Regions from separate parts of the Homo sapiens genome. Here region 1 is linked to region 2. Evidence: read pairs that join two places in POLR2A ChIA-PET (ENCODE). Cell type or tissue: MCF 10A. All regions are shown on one strand. Links, peaks and the distances in the headings refer to the core of each region. The heading gives the core; the rest is flanking DNA.

The links. ChIA-PET counts read pairs that join two places held together with the same protein. Peaks named below come from ENCODE experiments on the same cell type or tissue, not always from the same donor. Only the 100,000 strongest peaks of a DNase experiment are listed, where the experiment ranks them.
Region 1: POLR2A ChIA-PET joins it to region 2 with 10 read pairs; 3 of 35 experiments call an interaction of 5 or more read pairs at or near these places.

The regions. Positions count from the first base shown.
Region 1 is chr16:78,561,819-78,567,196 of GRCh38, reverse strand. All of the region lies in intron 8 of WWOX (WW domain containing oxidoreductase), which reads right to left. Among named protein-coding and RNA genes, the nearest start is that of WWOX-AS2, 64 kb to the right of the region's middle. In MCF 10A, for the core only: no CTCF peak of the experiment used is centred there; a DNase peak (open chromatin) is centred at 3,136.
Region 2 is chr16:78,681,448-78,686,825 of GRCh38, reverse strand. All of the region lies in intron 8 of WWOX (WW domain containing oxidoreductase), which reads right to left. Among named protein-coding and RNA genes, the nearest start is that of WWOX-AS2, 180 kb to the right of the region's middle. In MCF 10A, for the core only: no CTCF peak of the experiment used is centred there; DNase peaks (open chromatin) are centred at 2,355 and 2,645.

The sequences.
Region 1 (5,378 bases), core at 122-5,121, 120 kb after region 2:
AGGACATGATGGGGGCTTAAATTGGGCTTCTGCCAATCACGCCCTTCACCAGGGTTGGGCTTGTGATCTTTACTGGGTCATTCTGAACCTCAGTTTCTTCTTCTGATACTGAGAATGATGAATACACCTATCACTTAGGGTGGGATTAACAAATAATGAATGTATGACTTCAGCCTCATGCCTGGCACATAGAAAGCACACACATGTGAGTTTCTGCTATGATTACACTGGTGGTTGCTTCCATTTTAATTACTATGATTGCTATCGATACTGCTGCTATTACTAATACTATTCACAGAGACGTGACCCCTTTGATCTTCAATTCTTTCAACTCTGAACTGATGACAGCCATGCCCCACTCTGATTGATGAATCAAACAATGTGCAAAAAGCATGTTCTTGGTACTCTATCGGTGCTCAGTTTATTGCACATCTCCACCTTTCTGGCAGGAATTCTAGGAGGAGGAAGTAAAGCCCACTTTGGTGTCACTAAAATTTCCAATCTCCTGACTGCACTGTTGTGAGCCCTGTCCTGAGAGACTTCTCCCTACAGAAGAAGGAAGCTCTGCACAGTCTTGGGAGGTAAAAACCACAGCTTCCGGCTGCCTCTGAGCACTTACACCCTCCCAGCCTCAGCACAGACAGCCTCAGTTGGTCCTTGGAACCATCCTGTGCCTCACATGGATGCCTCACAATTTACAGCAAGGCCAGCGACAATCAGGGAGGAGAAGCCACAGGCCCAAGGCAGCAAAACTTGGTTTTTGGCAGAACTCAGAAAGCCAGAGGACCCTCTCCTGGTTCTGATACCATGTTCTCCCACTACTATACTTGCTATTTTCTGAATCACTTAGTAGAGAGGTAAGTGAGATAGTTGTTATGGACTAAATGTATGTGTTCCTCTCCCCAGCTCCCCCAAATTCATATGCTGAAGCCCTATGCCCCAGTGTGACAGTACTTGGAGGTGGGGCTTTGGGAGGTGACTAATTTCAAATGAGATCATGGGGGACGGGGTACGATGGGATTAGTATCCTTATAAGAGAAAGGTTCCAGACCCCTTCCTCTCTCTGCCATGAGAGGACACACAAAGGCATCCATCTGGGAACCAGAAAGAGAGCCTCAGGCAGGCACAGAATGTGCCCATGGCTTCACCTTGGACTTCCCAGCCTCTAGACTGTGAGGAATAGAGGTCTGCTGTTTAACCTGCCCAGTCTATGGTATTATGTTAAAGCCATCCAGGCAGACAAAACAATCGCCATTGTATGAATATCTGCCCAGTCAATGTTGGGGGCGGGGGGCGGGGGATGAAAAATGTGATGGTCTTACCCACATTTCAGTCCTGAGAGATGGAGCTGGGACAGCTTCATAAGGAAGACTCCCATCACTGAGTGGCCCCCTGGATAAAGCTTATATTCTCTACTTCCGCGGATAGCCTGGAGGATATTGTTATCCCTGCTCTATGGATGAGGGAACGTGAAGTCCAGAATTAGTGGTTGTGGTAGAGTAATAATGACTCCCTACAAGAGAAGTCTACACACTAATTCCCCAAATTTGTGACTCTGTCATCAGCCATGGCAAAGGGGACTCTGAAGATGTGATTAAGGACCCTGAGATGGAGTGATTATCCAAGATTATCTGGGTATTCCCAATGAAATCAAAAGGGTCCTTATAAGAGAGTGGCCAGAGGGCCAGATGAGGAGAATGTGATGGGACAACGGAAGAGGAATCAGTAAAGGAGATGTGATGATATTAAACTGCTGGTTTGAAGCCAGAGGAAGGGGCCAAGAGCCAAGGAATGCAGGAGGCCTCTAGAAGATGAAAAACGCAAGGAAACAGATTCTCCCCTAGAGCCTCCAGAAGGAACAAGCCCTACTGACATCTTGACCAGGTGAGACTGATTTTGAACTTGTGACTCCCCAGAACTGCAACATGATAAGCATGTGTTGTTTAAAGCCAGTACGTTTTTGGTAATTTGTTTATAACAAATCAGCTATCAGCAAGAGGAAAGAAACACAGTGATGGAGTTAGACTTCAAACTTAGAGGCACCAATGCCAAAGTCAGAGTTCCTTCTACTCTGCTATGCTGCTCTGATGAATGAATGAATGGACAAACTGAGGTTCCTTCCAGTTATAGTTGCTGGGGAGAGAACAGTTCAAGAACCTGCTTGTACTCTTCTCTCGGTTCCTAGGGCTCCAACAATTGTGTAGTGTATCCTTTGATGTTGTTTTCGTTTTCTACTTGTCTTGTTAAAAAGGAAGGAGGATTTCAGATGGCATGGATAAATACAAACTGCATATAAAAACTAGAGAAGAGTCAAGAGTGGGGAGAAAAGGGAGCAAAAGAAAAAGAGGAAAGAAAAGAAAAAATAAAACTGATGATCCGTAAATAGATCTTGAGGGGAAAAAATTTAAGTTAAAATTTTTAAACAAATAAGGAAATAGGTGAAATTAGTTGCCAGAGAGGTACCATATGGTTGTATGACTTTACTGGAGCCAGGAAGAAGGGTGCCAGAAATTTATTTTTGAGCTCCCGAGTGGCCAGATAAAAGAAGGGAATATTCTCAGATATGAGGTTCAGATTTAAAAAGAAATTGATTGCTTAGGAGAAATGATCTTTTCTTGATATGAGACCTCTGAGAAAGGTCTCCTGGGTTCTCTGTGTGTTAACACTCACTCTCTACCCCTCCCATTAGATCCTGCCACCTGATCCTTGTGAGGGAGACTAGATTTTCAAGGATCTTCAATTTCTTGAATATCCCTGTAGCATATAACCCTGGATGAAATGTTCATGCTTCCTGAGACAGAAAACACTAGCCAGGGCATCAGCGAGGGTTCACTCACCAAATAACTGAATACTTCTGCATACCAGGCCTACAGCTGAGGAAAAGGGCAAACACTACACATTTTACTTCTTTACAACAGCTCCCGAAGAGTCAATTTCAAAAGTATTGTCTCCATTCAATTTTGCTGTGCAATGAACCATCACAAATATTAGTGGCTATAAACAACAGCTACTTATTTTTAGCTCAAGATTGCATGAGTCAGCAATTTGGGCTGGGCTCAGCTGGGCAGGTGTCTGCTGTCAGCAAGGCAGTTGCGTCTGTAGGTTGGCTCTTGGCTGGGGCAATATGGAAACATGGTCTTGTGTCTCTCATCGCCCAGAAGGCTAGCCTGGGCTTGTTCGCACCCAGAAGTAAAAGGGTTCGTAGCACAGCAAGTGGGCAAGCACCAACATAAAAGCACGTTTCAAGCCTTTGCTTGTGCCGTGTTTCCAAATGCCTCATTGGTCAAATCAAGTTTCATGCCATCCTGGTTCAAGGAGTGGACAAACGAACTTCACCTTTGGAGGGCGAGATCTACAATTTCACAGTGCAAGGATGTACATATGCAGGGGACAGGGAAGAATTGGTGGCCATTTTTACAATCAACCATAGATATTAATTATTGGTATCTGTGGACTTAATATCTGCCAACCAGGACACAAATACAGACAGTTCTTAATAACAAGGGATATTAATGAATCAGATCACTAATCATTCCTCCTGGATAATTTAATATAGTTTATTCAACACAAAGGCAGCAGGGTGGAAGAGAGGTAGCTTCCTAAAAGGCATTTGGTTCTAAAAATCTACCTTTACGTTCTATTGCAATAGGAGAAAAAAAAAAAGAAAAAAAAAAAAAAGCGTGTGTGTGTGTGTGTGTGTGTGTGTTCACCCACACGAGTGCCCGTATCCTGAACACATACTATCTTTGGATTCTCCCTCCTACGTTGTTATTGTTCAATTTTTGGCTTCAATACCTGTCAGTTCTGTTCCTGAACCACCCCATACTGCCCTGAATCTGCAGCTGCTCCAGTGATATTCAGAGTATTGAAAAGAAATAAATAAATAAAATAAAAGGAAAGTTGCAGAAGGGCAACACTTACCCCATACACAGGAAAATAGACTGAAAGGAAAGTATTGTCAAAGTGTTTTGCAAATGACATTTTCAGCAATATAAATTATGATTTATTTTCCCATGTAATCATCTTGATTGCAGACATCCTTTTGGAGAAATCGCACTGCTCTTGGCTAGCTTTTTAAAGCCTCACAAGACAACTTTCAAACCTGATTAGTATGTATGCTGTAAAATCAGATACATTATATTTAGCTTGAAGTGCAGAGCATCGTGGGTGCAAAGAAAGAAAGATAGGGGGAGGGATTAAAAAAAAAAAAGAACATCTGTAAAGCTTTTCAGAGGGATCTGCACAGCATATGGCAGAGTAAGAGTTTGCTCAAGTTCTCTTTATGTAATTAACTGACTATGTGTCACCTCCCCATCGTGGAGCTCCGACGTCGCTCAGCTATGGGATGTGATGACTCCGTACCAGGGAGGGGCTCATGCTTTTCTGTGATGACACTGAAGAGCTCAGCACTTCCATAGACAGGGTCTTCCCTGAGTTAAAGATCTTAACTCCTAGCTTGCATGCTTTCACCTCCATTCAGGGGAGCGATCAGATTGTCAGTGAGTGCAGATGGCCTCAAAGGAAGGCAAGTATTGACCGAGTGTGAGCAACTGACAAAGAGCTATGTATGGAAACAGGCCTCTCCAATGGGAGTAAGTGACAGGCCCAGCAGGGTCAGCCCAGAGGGAGGCACGTGCAATGCCAAGGGCAGACATTTATGGAGTCCTCAAGCTCAAGGTCAACAAGTGCAGAATGGGTACCTCCATGAACCTGGGAGGTTAGGGGCCTTGCTTGCCTCCCTTAACTCTGGTATGCTCAGCATCAGGGGATGTGGGAACAGATACATTCCTGGAGTGTGAATCTAACTTGTAAGCAACGAAAACACTAGATCGTATAGTAACACACAACACTGCGGAATTCAGAGTAGATGCAGAATATGCATGGGTTTTTGAGATAAAGTGAGCTCTCAGAGTAGGAATTCTGCATGCAGTGTGAGAGCTAGAGGCAGCATTCCCAAACCTCGCGAGGCTCTTATTTCCTTCTCCTGTGCCCAAAAGGCACTCCACCACGAAACAGTTTGAGAAGCTAGAGATTTCCAGAGAGCTTGGATCAAATCCAGAGTTGAGCATCCAATTTGTTTGGATAACTCTATCTGAGAAAAGGGCAGGGGAAGTGATGTTTGTTGAGTGCCCAGCATATGCCTCCACGGGGCTAAAAACAAAGACTCCATTTGCCATTGCTTCATCATTATAGCAATCCTGAATGTCAACCCATTGTTAGGTTGGTGCAAAAGTCATTGCGCTTTTTCCTGTTACTTTTAATGGGAAATTAGATAGAGACGTTAAGGCACAGAGAAGATAATGAGTTGCATCAGGTCACTCAAGAGACCAACTATTTTCAATTCACTTCCACTGCTGGTAACTGAAGATCCTGAGCCA
Region 2 (5,378 bases), core at 256-5,255:
CTCCTGGCCAGAGAAAACAGTTTCTGCAAGTCAACTCTGTCTCTGTTAGATAGCTACAGAAGGCATATGGAGTGCAGGGTGGAGTTGCTTATAAACATAAATGCCTACTGGGCCTTTCCTAAAACAACTGGATTCCCGGAAAAATGTCCTTATCATTGGTTCTCAAACTGGAGGACTTCCGAAAAAACAAATTAAAACAGGAGTTCCTCCAAAAACACAAATAGCTGGGCCCACTCCCCTTTAGTGTTTCTTATTCAGGATTTCTGGGGTGAAAACAGAAAATATGCATTTCTAACAGATTTCTTTTTTTTTTTTGACAGGGAGTCTCGCTCTGTCCCCCAGGCTGGAGTACAGTGGCACCATCTCTGCTAACTGCAAACTCCACCTCCCGGGTTGACACCATTCTCCTGCCTCGGCCTCCCGACTAGCTGGGACTACAGGCGCCCGCCACCACGCCTGGCTAATTTTTTGTATTTTTAGTAGAGGCGGGGTTTCACCGACTTAGCCAGGATGGTCTGGATCTCCTGACCTCGTGATCCGCCCGCCTCGGCCTCCCAAAGTCCTGGGATTACAGGCCTGAGCCACCGCGCCTGGCCTTCTAACAGATTTCTGAGTGATGCTGGTGTTGCTGGCCTGGGAGCCACACTTTGAGAACCAGATTCCTATAGCCAAAGAAGGATCCAGAAGGAAAAAACTTCCAGTGAACATCTGGTCCTGACTGTATGAATGTCTTTCCCCAATCTATAGATCCCAAATCTACTTGCACTTTCTTTTCCTTTTATCTCATTCTCTTTATTTCTTCCTTTCCTGCCCTTTTGTTTTATTTCCATTTCAAATTCCCTATTTCTATTTCTCTTCCCATTCCCCGTGGGTCCATGTCTCTCCTCCCTCCCTACCCACCTCTCTTTTTTCTTTTTCTTTTTTGTTTTTTTTCCTCTCTCTCTCTTTCCCTTTCTTGGCCCTGCTCTCAGATCTTTCCCTCAACAATAATCAGCCTCCCACCAGGCTCTCAACAGTGACCGAGATTACAGATACACCACACATGGGAGAAACACACAAGCCAAGATCTTACTCCTTGGCAAGCCAAATGAGGGGCAACTGTCGGAATAATTTCAAAGAGGGAGGACAGGAGTTCTGTGCTAAGCATTCAATAGCAGAAGCTTCTCTGCCTTTGCATTTAGCACCACACAAGCAAAACATATATGGCCATGTGAAATATACACAGAACAGTTATGTACGTACTGCTGGCAGATTGACTAGATTCTCAACATTAATTTTCATTTTGGGGGCTATTTTTGCATTTTAGGATACATAGTCCCCAGGTCTAGTTTTAAAATGCACTTAACTCCCATGCTAGGTGAAGATTTATAACAAAAGTGACTATTAGGAGAACATTCCCAGGTGAAGATCTACCATAGACAGACTTAGCTCTTTATGGCCTTATTGTGTCAGACTCTGAATATTAGACACATACAAAAAAAAATCACAGAATGAAAGTTATTAGGCTGCAGAATAGCTTCCCAAGGGACGTCCCCAGGCCTCATCACTTGAGTCATTAGAAACAAGACCAAACCAAACACTTGACTCTACCATTAGGGAATACTCCTGCCCTGGCTGAGGGTGGACAAGATGACCTCACAGATCTCTCCCAGTCCTCCCAGGGTCATAAAAACAGAATGGAAACTCTGACTAGACATCACGCTGCAGAGAGAAGTGGAGATACCAGTAGACTGAAAAGCAAGATCTCAGAGGGTGGACGATGTTACAGTGAACAGCACAGAGAAAAAATAATCCTGAGGATTGTGGCCAAAGGACACCCCAGAATAAAAATCACATTGAGAACACTCCCCAAAGAGGCCCACGATGCAATTTTGCAGACAGAGCTGTAAAACAACATGTGTTCACTAGTTTCTGATACATACTATGAGTGTTCCTATGCTCTGACTATAAAAGGAGTGATGAATTACAAGTGTATTTCCTGGCTCCCTCTTTTCTGAAGCTATAACTGCTTCACTGAAACATATGGGAACAAAGAGAAGCTCAACTAGGTGACAACTATGGTGCTTCCATAGTTCAGTATGATGCGTCCCACTAAAAAGTAGAGTTTAAAGCAGCTGAAACCAAGATTAACCTGGAAGAAGATAACAGGTCCCCCAACCCCATCCATGAGGGCAGAGTCCTTTCTCAGCCATTAGCAGGGACGGTGGAGTGTTCTGTGAGGTCCCACATGGCTTCTCCACCCCAGGGATGTTGCAGCTGTGAGGCACAGCCTGAGCCAGCGGGCATGCTTGCATCACATCCAGGTCCCGTAATAAATCTGAGGGAACTGCAAATGGGTGGGGTGGAGAGGAATTCTGGACTTGATCTGACTCAACACGCCACAGCTGTCATTCCAACTCACTTGGCCCTAAACTGCAAAACCAGTCATCCCTACCCACTGGCACTCCCTGCTAAGGAAAACCCTCATGGTTCATAGGTCCTTCTACTTAGGTGGGTTTTGTATTACCTGCCACCGCTCCCCTTCCCCACTCTGAGTACACCTGGACAGACCGCAGGTCCAATCATACATGAGCCAAGGGCAAATCTGTCCAGAAGTTTGCTCTGCAATCTACCAATGGGAAAGATGACTCATGCCAGTGGATTTCTGCGCTAGGGAATTGGGAAACCAACTCTAAGCCTGTTGCAGCAGGGACAGCTGATAAAAAGATGCCATGAGGTTGAGTTGAACTGCACGGCCATGAGCTAAAAAGGAAGCATGTGCGAGCCAAAACTGTGAGGGAGAAGAATGAATAAATCCAGCAGCAGCAGAATCAGCTAGTCAGAAAAAGAGAACGCCACAGTTGTGCAGGAGGGGATCGCAAGAGACAGTTACCCAAAACTGCCTCCTTTCCTCAGCTTGCCAACATTATCTCTTACAGTAAACCTTTTTCTTAGAAGAGGTGGCACAAGTAAAACTCTGTTCCTTGTGACCAAAGACGCCGAATTAAACACTCAGAAAATCTGAATTACATACATCTTGATGAGTGAGCTCTTCATGCCCTAAATCACGACTGTTGGATATTTAACTTGAAAATGCCCACAAGTCCCTGAAGACCACAACTTATCAATGGTATTGAAAACAAGAGGTGAGGCGTGGCAGCTCGTGCCTGTAATCCCAGCACTTTGGGAAGCCGAGGCAGGAGGATCACGTGAACCCAGGAGTTCAAGACCAGCCTAGGCAACAAAGCGAGACTTTGTCTCTATTTTTCATGTAATTTTTTTTTTATTATTTTTATTATTTTTTTTTGAGATAGAGTCTCCCTCTGTCAGCCAGGCTGGAGTGCAGTGGCACAACCTCGGCTCACTGCAACCTCCACCTCCCCGGTTCAAGTGATACTAGTGCCTCAGCCTCCAGAGTAGCTGGGATTACAGGCACACACCACCACGCCTAAATTTTTTTTTAATGTTTTTAGTAGAGATGGGGTTTCGCCTTGTTGCCCAGGCTGGTCTCCAACTCCTGAGCTCAGGCAATCCACCCGCCCTCCTGAGCTCAGGCAATCCACCCACCTCAGCCTCCCAAAGTGCTAAGATTACAAGTGTGAGCCACCGCGCCCACCTCCTTGTCTCTATTTTTTAAAAATAAAAATGAATTTAAAAAAAATTTTAAAGACCAAGTAACACTCAGTGTTTTCCTTACCTGCTCTTTTGGAAACTGGAAATCGATTTTAGGAATATTTCTGGGATAGAACAAAACAAGTCATCTGGAGTCAGAACCCAGGTTCTAAATGACGATCCTTCCTACCCCACCAAAGGTATCCATCACAGCAGCCTACAGATTCATTTATTGAAATCTCACATCTTAGAAGTGTTATCCTCACAGAATCATTCATTTACGCGGGGAAATCACTCACTTGGAGCTTATGATGTTTAGTCACGAAAGTATGTTTTTGCAAAACACCTACAATGCATTATCTAAAGCTGCTAAGCACCACTGTTCTATTTGCAGCAGGCATTAAGGCATTATCCTTTGTCCCATGCTGTGGACAAATGAATGGTGCAAGAAGTACTGGCTCCAAATTACCGTGAAGGGGAGAAATACCTTTCTTTAAAATTTTATTTTCATTTTTAATTTTTTAATAGGGTTGGGATCTTGCTATATTTCCCAGGCCAATCTCAAACTTCTCAAGCAATCCTTCTGCCTCAGTCTCACAGACTGCTGGGATTACAGGGGTGAACCACCACATGTGGCCTTCTTGTATCTTCAGAGACAGGGTCTCGCTCTATCACCCAGGCTGGAGTGCCATGGCATGATCGTAAGTCGTTGCAGCCTCCAACTCCTGGGCTCGTGGTATCCTCCTGCCTCAGCCTTCTGTGTAGCTGGGATTACAGGTACACGCCACCACCAGACCCGGCTAAAGGAAAAATAATTCATTGAAGACTGGTGCCAACTACCCACATGCAGAAACATTCATCCTCACTGGTACAAAAAAACTGAGCTGAAAGGTGTGAGCCATCTTTCAGTGGCTCTACTTAAACTATTAAACTACCAAGTATTTTAAACTATTAAGTTTACTAGTTTAAATAGAAGATTGTTATTTCATGACAGAAGAGTGGCATAGTGGGTTAGGCCCAATTTTCAAATATCAAGCGATTGTAGCAGATCCTGATTTGTAGGTGTAAAAAATAATTAGTAAAAATAAAATAACAGTAACACCAAAGGCCATTTGCTGAGTGTCTACAATGTCACCAGCTGCAGACTTTACATACATGCATTTTCTCAGTCGTCACAGTCATTTGGAGCATGGAGAACAACTCTTTACAAATGAAAAGACTTTTAAAAATCACTGCTCCAACTGTGGTCTGAGAGCTGTAAGCATCAGTGACATCTGGGCGCTTGCTAGAAAAGCAGACTCCTGGGCCCCAACCCAGAACTAGAGAATGAGGGGCTCTGCGGGGTGGGGCCCGAGACTTGTGTTTTTCTAACCAGCTCTCCAGCGGAGTCTCACACCAAAGTTGAAGAAAAGAAGCCCTGACTTAGAGAGTAACTTTCCAAGGCCAAATAGATAGTACGCCACAGAGTCACTGCGCACGCCTTTGTGCTGAGTATTGGAAACTGTCCCATTCACTTCAGGTAATTAACGAAGAGCTGGGCTGGGGATAATCAGGTTAACACCTGTAATTCAGGATTCCCCTGAGATCAGGAGCAGGAACTCTCAAACCTCGGTCTGTCCCTAGAGATTCTAATGGGCAGAGCCCTGTATTGCCCCTTTGCTTCTTCCCTTTTTCCTTTTTTTTTTTTTGTATATGGAGGAAATCTTGGGTGGCACGAGCCCTGTTTTTTGAAGTCATAATTAAAAGGGCTCTGATTCAAGTGTCTAGGATGTTTCCTTTATTGTTTT